Linked DNA regions of Mus musculus: region 1 is linked to region 2. The links are chromatin loops, found by intact Hi-C in ENCODE. Cell type or tissue: heart. All regions are shown on one strand. Region 1 holds the start of Gm30459 (a long non-coding RNA gene). Region 2 has its middle 9.8 kb from the start of 0610006L08Rik.

Region 1 (5,000 bases), 97 kb after region 2:
ATGTTCTGAGAATCAAGTACTTCCCAGTGATACTCAAGAGCTGCTCTTTATAGAAACTATTTCTGAAGTCAGAATATCACCCCTCAGTTACTCAGCTCCTGACAGATCTCAAAGACTGAAACCATGAAAACTGGGTGGTTAAGTGCCCTTGCTTCCATTGCAGTTCAAGAAGAAATTAAAAGCATCAGTCCTGTTGAGCCCAAAGCTGCAGACTGTGTAGAGTGGCAGGCACTCTTCTATTTCTCTTCTTTTCAGCAGCAGCTAATTTTCTCCCGGGGAACCCTGGCTGAGCTGAATAACTGAGTGCAACTGTAGATTTTAAGCTCTGTAAACATGGTCTTTATTTGTGATTTTAAATAAGAGATGAATCAGTTAAGACTTATATAAAACGTCAATGAGGCTAAGCACAGGCTGTGCAGAGACAATTGCCGTCATTTTACTTGGGGGTTTAGCTCCAAATTTGCTATTCATTTCATTCCTGGATAAATAAGGAGCTAAGTTCCCAATACTGTGCATCGTTTTCCCCCTGGGGTAGTGGACATTATAAAACAAAAAAGACAGAAAGAGCCTCACTTCTGAGAGCTTTAATCAGGCACTTATGGATGGACTAGGTTAACCACCTGACTTCTTAACTAAATGACATGCTGAGAATTTTTTTTTTTTTTTGCCACTGAAAAGATGGAAAACTTACATCATTCAGGGAGGACAGATTCAGAAAAGTGAGCACATAGCACATAGGTGGATGGAGAATAACAAGACTGAGGATACAAGGCTCAGCAAATGAGGTCAACCACATCAGGATTCTGTAGCTGTGGACCCAACAATGTGTGGATGAAAAAGATTCTCAGAATTTCCATCTGGGCAAACTTTCATTTGTATATTCTCTAAATAATACAGAATAGCAACTCTCTCTTATATTGGGCATTACATGCATTAGAGATGATTGAAAATACACAAGGAGTGTGAAGATTTATCACAATGGTCAACTTGATGAAATTTTGAATCACCTTCAGTATGCCTGCAGGGGATTAATCTACACCAGGGTATTGGAAGTGGGAAGACCCATGTGTGTAGCACCATTCCCGGGGATGGGATCTGGGATCATAACAAAGGAGAAAGGGAGGTGAGCAGAAGCAAGCATTGCTCTTGTTTTCTGAGTGAGGATGCACTGTAACACTCCCTTTAAGCTTTTACCCCAGTGATCACGCCTACCTATCTTGAACTGTGAGCCAAAAATAAACCCTTTCTTCTTTAAGTTTTTGTAAGATTATTTTATCACAACAGGAAAAAGTAACCTTGAAAGGAGGATTGTGAAGAGTGGGAAAAGCAGCACTGTAGGATTTTGATAGGGATTTGGTGGGGAGTCCTGGAGCCATTCTCTCATGGATATGGGGGAAATTGGAGACCATTTTATTAGATCGGCATAATCACAATTCAGAGGTGGAATAGCATGGTCATTTTTTTCATGGATGGAAACAAAGAACCAGAGACACTTTCCCCACAATTTTCAGCCAATGGCAGAAAAGAAGAGGGCCAGTAAAGAACTGAGACCTGAGAACATTTCCAGAAGGTGCATCATCCCTGTGCATCATCGAACTTCTAGAAAATCCATTAGCTTTCATGAAATGAAATGTCAGTCACTTGAAGTGCTACGTGTTACACTTAAACCTCGGGTAGCAGCCCAGTGGGAACATGCAAAGGGTCCATGCCTCTCATTAGGTCAGAATTTTGGGGACTGTACCTGGCAGGAATAGTTGGCCTTCTGCTGGTCCACATGACTATGTGTGAACCAGTTAGGTTCTAGTAATGGATGCTTACTTTTACTATCTCATAGCAAGCTGAGTACCTCAATCTGCTAGAACAACCCAGGTGGTCTGGTGTTCCTCCCCGCCTGGGTCTCTACCCATGGCCATACAAGCCCACCTGCTCATGTACTTGTGGTACCTCACAGCCTGCTGCCTGAGAATGATCACACCCTACATTATATTGGGGGCTTAATGAATTAAAAGGATCCTTCAACCTTGGCATTGGCCACTACCCCAGCCCTGATTACAGGATAGCCCATGAGTACTGTTTGAGGCCAAATCCAATCTAACAAGTGCAGCTAGAGGCACCTTGGTTCTTCATGTACCACTGTTCCTTGTGTGCATCAGTCAAGAAACAGAGTTTGGTCCCTGATGCAATTCAGTAATAGTACAACTCACCTTTAAACCATGACCACAGGCTCTGCACAGTGATTTGCTTCATTCCATGGAACTTCCGTTCCTTTCCCTCCACTCAAGAGCACAGTTTCATAAAGTTCAATGCCACACTGTTGGAGCTGAACACTCCAGGAGGGACAGGCCTTTCCACAGGGACTGGTTGCATTGTTTGCTGGGACCTGGCAGTGGAACCAGTAACAAGGGCTGCTGAGACTGGCTACCTTCCCAGTCCTTCATTTCTACAGTGCCACCATGACTTTAATTAACTACCTACCCTCTGACTCAGCAGCAGCTGACAAGGCCGCAGGCACAGCCAGGAGCGCAATAAATAGAGTGCTACTAGATGTATTGAAACTTCAGGACAGCTGTTAGAGCCAGCCAAGCCTCCTGTTATGGCCTGCTAGTGTACATGGCAAGAGCAACCTGGTCTCCTTTGCCTGCAGGAAGATGTCTCAGGTCGGCTGGAGGCAAGCAAAGCTCTGCTTTCCCAAAGTTTGGTGGAGGCGATGCTTTTCTTGTCTCTGGTAATCTTAGTTGCTAGACCTTTACCAAACTCCCATAGAGGAATGGGCTGGGTTCACTTCAGGAATCTTCTCAGCAGTTTTACACATTTGTGGCAGGGAGCCAACATCTCAGAGTTCTTCTGTGGCACCTGAGGCAAGAGAGATGAGAATAACCTTCAGAGGAAAGCAACCTGGAGTCACACAGCACAGAAGCAATGGGAAGCAAGCCCCAGGCTTCCAACCCAGTCCATGTGGGTTCTGGCACCAGTGCTAACTTCTCCCATAGCTCTGGGCAAATCACCCAAATTCTCAGCCTTGGTCTTCTTGAACATGAAATAGGAACATTGCTAAGATTACTTTGTAAGTTGAGTAGAACAAAACTAATTAAGATAAAAACAGCACCTTCTTTGAACAAATAGTGCTAGCATGGCCAATGTGTTCTGTCCACGTTGGTGATGGCAGAAACCAGAGCTAAGGCAGAGAGAGCTGCCAAACGGTGCAAACATGTATGAACATCTGCATGGTTCAGGCACCATGCCATGTAGTTTGCAGGCATTACAGGCCACATGGGGAAGTCATTTTTTGTCCCCTCTCTCCTAAAAGAGGAATTAAGGTCTTAGTGAGATTGTCCCAGCCTTTCTATTCTAACACCCTTTCCAAGTCTTTACTGTCTGCTTACAGATTCAGCTATTATTCAACTATTTTTTTAAACCTCCTTCCTTTTCACTTCTGTAAATGAATTTCTGATCTCATCGATGTTGAACTCAGCCTTGAGCTCATTTAGACCAATAGCACGTGAGTGGAAGTGAGTGTGTGTATGTGTGTGTGTGTACTTAAATGTGTATGTGGGGGTGTGCATGTGTGCCACTGTACAGCTGTTAGTGTGCAAGATTTACCAGGGTCATTGTCTCTTGACCATCAGTCCCCAGAGGGAACATGGAGGAAACACTCAGTCTGAATGAGAGTATGACTATGACTAGCAGCCATCAATTCTTTGAGAAAAATAGATACCTACTGCTATAGGCTCCAAGAGTATATACCTATTTGTACACTGAAGTAGCTAACCAAGCTTCCTGAGAAAAGGACAGAATTGGGACTGAGATCACCACAATTTTAGATCCACTCATCTTTTTTGGAAATGATCGGTCATTCAGCTAACTAGGCATAAAGCAGCCATCTTTTCAGGACTGATTCTGACTCAGTCTGCTTCACTTTGCTCATGTCTAATGCACACACACACATGCACATACATATACTGCACACACATACATGGCACACACACTCTCACATATGCACCATGTAGTACACACACCCTTGCACAATATGTCCACACACATACACACTCACCCATACACAGCAACTCACATACACACACACACACACACACACACACACACAGAGAGAGAGAGAGAGAGAGAGAGAGAGAGAGAGAGAGAGAGAGAGAGAGAGAGAATACTGGTTTGAAACTATTGTGCAACTTTCCAATTTTACAAAGATGCCTTTACAGTTTTTCCTCTCTGGCTTCCTCAGCACAAATTATCAGCTGAGGCAAAGGCAGTCATCTCTACCAACCACCAACTAACATACCCATGTTTGAACCAGGTATAGTAGGAACTAAGTGAATCCCAATATTTGAGGCACTTACTTTGCTTCTTTGTTTGTATATTCTCTTCTTCAGAATCCACTGCTAGAATATTTGCTTAAACTTGAATATCAGAATAAAATATTTTACCCATAAATAAGTCTTAGTTAGGCTTCTAATGTTCTAATAATTGCCATGAACAACACAGAGGTGTGGTTTTAGTTCACTTACACTTCAACGTCACAGTCCATCAATAAAGGAAGTTGGTGTAGAAATGCAAAGCAGGAACCTGGAGGCAGGAACTGAAGCAGAAACCATGGAGGGACACTGCTTATTGGATTGCTCCTCATGGATTTCTCAGCCCGATTTCTTATGTCAGGGGTAGCACTACCACCCTTGAGATAAGCTCGTGTACAGGTAAGTCTAGGCTTGTGACAAGCTGACAAAAACCAACTAGCACAAGTATGTCCTGAATATTACATGGGATATGATATATTTACATCAAATTTATTTGTTCATCTGGAATTCATTTGCACTTGTCTATGCTGTTTTTATGTGATGAGTCTAATAACACTACTAAGATAATCCAGGCATTGAGCTGGATGCTGAAAACAAAGTAGTTAAGAATGTTAGGTGGTGCCAGGCACACACCTTTAATCCCAGCACTCATTAAAGCAGAGGCAGGAAAATCTGTGAGTGTGAGGCCAGCCTGGT
Region 2 (5,000 bases):
ACAATCATTCATTCTTAGTTAGGGCTGGGCCACACAGAATCATTTTATCTGCATTTTGATCACTTATGGCTTTCTGTAGTATTCGTCATCTGTTGTGAAAAGGCATTTCTAAGTGAATTTAAGGCTTATTCAACAAGAGCAACATCATGTCTGGTACTGGAGACTTAGCCAACTATGTGGGGCTGGTGAAGTCATGGATCTTTGAGGGAAACCTACAATGCCCACTTTATTAACCCAATGTAATTATTATTTATGGTTAGAAATAATTAATTAATTATAAAGATAAATTAAATATTTATTTTTATATCTACAGATAAGTATAGCTCTTACTCCCCAGCTTAATTTTGACCTTGCTCTCTTCATCTCTAAAGCATGTGTAATTTCTTCTTTATAAAAAAGCTGTCTTTTGGCTGAAAATGTAGCTGAGGAAGGCTTAGTAGCTGCACTGTTAACTGAAGGCCTCAGACTTCCTCCATTCTTATCTGCTATGCAAAAAGCCAAGAGTTCAATCTCTAGCACTCCCAAAATCTGACATTAAGGTACCCAACTGCAATTCCTTCACTTAGGAAGTAGAGCCTAGAAGATAAGGAGTTAACAAGCCATCCACACCAACACAGTGAATTTGAGGCTAGGCTTGGCTATGTGGGATTCTGTGTTGAAACAAAATCACACCCTGGATATTGAAACATTCTGAAAACACACACACACACAAAAATACGGCTGCAAAATAAATGAAAAAATATTAGGACAAAGAAAATATGATATTCATTTATTTTATTATGTTACCACTATGTAGCCCTACCTGCCCTGCAACTTGTTAGGAAAAGTATTGGTTCAGAAACCCTTTAACCAAATTCTCAACACAAAGGCTACCTGCTTGCAGAGGAAGATAGGGCAAAGAGTAATAGACAGAGACAGCAGATAGGGCATGAGGGAGAAGGGAAGAGAACAAAGGAAAGGGGTTGGGGGTTCTGTCCTGGAGGGAAAAAGACTACCTCTGGATAGAGGAGACAGATGTGGCACATAAGAAAATGGCAGTTTATACAAGTACAAGGGGATAATTTTTGTTAGGATGAGGTGTTTAATTTTAATTTGGCATATTAAGTAGGACAGCCAAAGGGGGCTTTTGATTGCTAGACATCAACACTTTGGTAGCTGAACCTTGGTAGTGAACCTCGGGAAAAGGAAGTGGCCAAATAAGGAAATAGACCTTGGTAGCAAGCTTTAGGAGTGTAATCTAATGGGTTTTAGCAAGGCAGAGGGAATGAGGGAGAGGCAAAAGGCCTGCCAGAGCCATGGTCAACATGCTAGAGCTGGCCAGAGTCCTTTCATGACTCCCTATTTTGGCTAAGCTGGACTGGACCTCACAGAGATCTGCATGCCACTGAGGACTGATACACGGATGTGTGCCACTATACCCGGCCTGATACCTTATTTGTAAAATAGAACAAAAGTGTGTGAAGACTGCCATAAAAGACTTAAGTAAAATACTCTGTTTTTCTTTAAAAGTTTGTCATGTAGTGGTAAAGGTGTACTTAACATAAGTTTGCTAGTTAAACAGAAGCCTGTTGTTGAACATTTGAGAACTTTCTTTATTAGATATTTTCTTCATTTACATTTCAAATGCTATCCCCATTCCAATTTCCTCTCCAAATATTCCCTATACCCTCTCCCGCCCTTCTCCCCAACTCACCCACTCCTGCTTCCTGGCCCTGGCATTCCCCTGTAGTGGGGTATATAATCTTCAGAAGACCTCTCCTCCCATTGATGGCTGACTAGGCCATCCTCTGCTACATATGTAACTAGAGACACGAGCTCTGGGGGTACTGGTTAGTTCATATTGTTGTTCTTCCTATAGGGTTGCAGACCCCTTTAGCTCCTTGGGTAATTTCTCTAGCTCCTTCATTGGGTGTTAAACGATTAGTAGCGCGAACTTAACCAAGATCAGAGAATATACAGCATTGGAAACAGCAAAGACCATAAGCCAGGCCTTGCTCTCCCTGCCTCAAAAGCTGTCTGTTTGAACAACCGCTCAGTACTTTTGTCTCCCCTGCCTTTGTGTGCTGCATTTGGGGTTAAGTCTTTTCTAAAATAGCAAAAATTTACTTATGTCCAGGGCAAAATGTGAACGTAGCAAAGATTTTAAAAGAGTAAATGAATCTAAACTAAACCAAAATGTGACCAAGCTATCTCCAAATGGCTCCCAAACTCCTATAAGGGACCTGGGTGTGGCTTTCTTTCATCCTTGTTATATGGCTACTGGATAAGGAGTGGTGTTTGTGGGAGGTAATTAGGTCATTAAGGCCAGGTACTGATGAAAAAGATTTTTAAAAGACTACTGAGAGAGGCTCTTTGGCCCTTTTGCCATATGAAGACTCTTCGAGAAGCTGATTACTGTGAAAAAGAACAAAATAAGCAAACAAAACAATGAAACAGCTCTCCCTAGCACCTTGACCTCATAACCTCTACAAATTTCAGAAATAAAAGATTTATAGTATATATGCAACCCAGTCTGTGGTCCTTTGGTATAGCACCTGAATACACCAAGATCCTTGCTAATGCCTTGAACCTTGAATGGGCAATGAGTTTAGAGAGGGCATGGAACCCCTTTACTGTTGTCAGGGTGCTACTGCTTGCTTGGTTCTGCATTGCTCGCTGTAGCATGGGAGTGGACGCAGTGTAAATAAAATACAGCTGGGTGTGCTGGGCACAGTGGACTTGGTGTACTTTATGGAAGAATTCTTATTGAAAAGAGAGATTTCCTTTGGTCACAGGTAGTGAGTTCCCTAGTATCTCATGTGACTTTAAGTTTCTATTTAGTTACTTTCACTCCATAAACCTAACTCCAAGAAGGAAAAATAAACACTTGATTTGAGAAAATCCGCAAGAGATAAGTGATCTCCACAGCCTTTGCATGGAGGATACACAAGAAGTTGAACCCCCTATCTCCTACGTTAGCATCTAAGAGCCACACAAAGGTCACACTCCATTCCTGTCACCCCCACCCCCCACCCCCAGTCTGCATGTACATGGTTATTCTTGGCAGGGGCACAGCACACATGCTCCTTGGAACATGAAAAGAGAGACACGCTCCACAAAATGTTCTATCCATCTGCCACTGTGGTGACATTGATATTGTCAAGAGCACATGGCAGATGTGGTCAGAGCTCTGGCAGGAGGTGAGCCCAGGTCTGAAACAGGATACCCAGGGCCACCAGTGAGTAATATGAGGAGGCCAGATAAAACAGGGAGCCTCCAATCTGATGTCCCGGAGGAGCACACACAGAGCTTTCTTCTTTTAGTCTGTTGCCCGCCTAGTCTGCTGAGTCATGGTCCTAACTTCTGTTATTGGAAAAGGAGAGCCTATATCAAATTATCCTGCACTGAGAGAGACACAGCAGCCCAGTGTGTCTGGGAAATCTCCTTCTGTTTGGCTTATTGAAATTAAGGATTGAAAAGATCTACTGTTTCCTCTCACCATCCTTTGGTGGTTGATATAAAACAGATTCTTAAACCAAATGCTTGTTTCTTCTACCATGTGATTCCAATTAAAATAGCTAAGAAAATGATCTCTAACCTTATTTGGAATCATCAGAGAATGGAAGTAATGGTTGTATCAAATCAACCAACAGATAGTGTGAATAGGCCTTGGGTGAAATACTTCCTAGTTCATTTCTTAGAAGCCCTCCATCCTTTGCTAAGTCACTGGATCTGGTAATGTATAAATCACTGATTTGAGTAAATTAAGGGAGGTTAAACAGTAATAGTAAAATACTGTTTATTGATCATCTGCACTAAGTCTGATATTATGCTATGTACATCACATTCATTATCATTCATTTCTACTACCTGAAGCATAGTTATTACTCTCCCATTTTATAGTGAGATCTGCAGACTTGGAGAAGTTAGCTAGCTTGGAAATATAAACCACCACCCTTTACTGGTTCCTTAGGCCCAGAATTCTTCAAAACTTTGCTTTCAATTCTGTCCCAGGATGCCTACAATAACACCTGCATCAAGAACTCTTGACCAATCACCACAATGTTATTTTCAAAGACAAATCTGCATTTTAAAATAATCTGCATTTATTTATTTGTTTGTTTGTTTAATATACATGAATACTCTTTTTTCATGCATGCCAGAAGAGAGAATCAGATCCCAAGAGAAATGGTTATGGTTGCTGGGAATCAAGCACAGGATCTCTGAAAGAGCAGCCAGTGGTCTTAACCACTAAGCCATCTCGTCAGCCCCCCAAATCTGCATTTTTAATAAATGAGAGGCGTGGAAACAGGAATTCCTAAAAAAAAGGAGTGCTCTGAGAACTGCCCCATCCAACTGAGAGTGTCATGAAGGAGACCACTTGACCTTGGTAGCACAGGAGCCCCCTCCCCGCCCCCACTGAAAAGGCTTGAAAGAGTTAGGAGATGGTCTTTAAGTCTGTGGCACTAAACAAACTATAGAATGCTACCTTGTAATTCTGGCCACTCTTGTGCAACAGTGTGCCTCTCTGTATGCAGTACTCTTACAGAGGCATAGACTTATAGCCATGTCCTGTTGAAAGGACACGCCAGCAAAGCACCTTGCTTATTCACCTCATCAGAGAGAATGCACTTCAAACATTAGTTCCATTCTTTTTCGTGAGCACACAGTGAACAACAGCAAATTCTTCATGTACAATCTTTGCAACACACAGGCTATTACACAATGGCTATCATTATGTAATTCATAAAAATTGATTTGTTGAGACATTAATCCAATTCAGCAGGCTCCTGAACAATATTCGGCTGATGATGGGCTCTGCTTTTTTTTTTTTTTTTCACCATCAAAGGAACACAGCAATGCTGCACATTTATTAGGCTCTTTTCCCTCCATACACTGAAGGTTAATCGTAGTAAGTTTGAAGGCTCTGTTTCCTTCATTCCTTTCAACTTTCTGAATTATTACCTTCACCTTAGAGGTTTAAATCAACCTGTATCAATTGGCATTACAGCCTAAATTCC

What was found. Hi-C counts contacts between places; a loop is a spot of excess contacts. Peaks named below come from ENCODE experiments on the same cell type or tissue, not always from the same donor. Only the 100,000 strongest peaks of a DNase experiment are listed, where the experiment ranks them.
Region 1: a loop joins it to region 2, with 4 times the contacts of the local background. A loop is called at or near these places in 2 of 42 quality-filtered maps.

What each region holds. Positions count from the first base shown.
Region 1 is chr7:74,764,258-74,769,257 of GRCm38, reverse strand. It overlaps Gm30459 (a long non-coding RNA gene), which reads right to left and starts at 3,271. Exons shown (of 3, transcript XR_391623.1): 1 at 3,107-3,271; 2 at 2,205-2,853. In heart, no CTCF peak of the experiment used is centred here; a DNase peak (open chromatin) is centred at 2,487.
Region 2 is chr7:74,861,150-74,866,149 of GRCm38, reverse strand. No RefSeq gene overlaps it. Among named protein-coding and RNA genes, the nearest start is that of 0610006L08Rik, 9.8 kb to the right of the region's middle. In heart, no CTCF peak of the experiment used is centred here; a DNase peak (open chromatin) is centred at 3,109.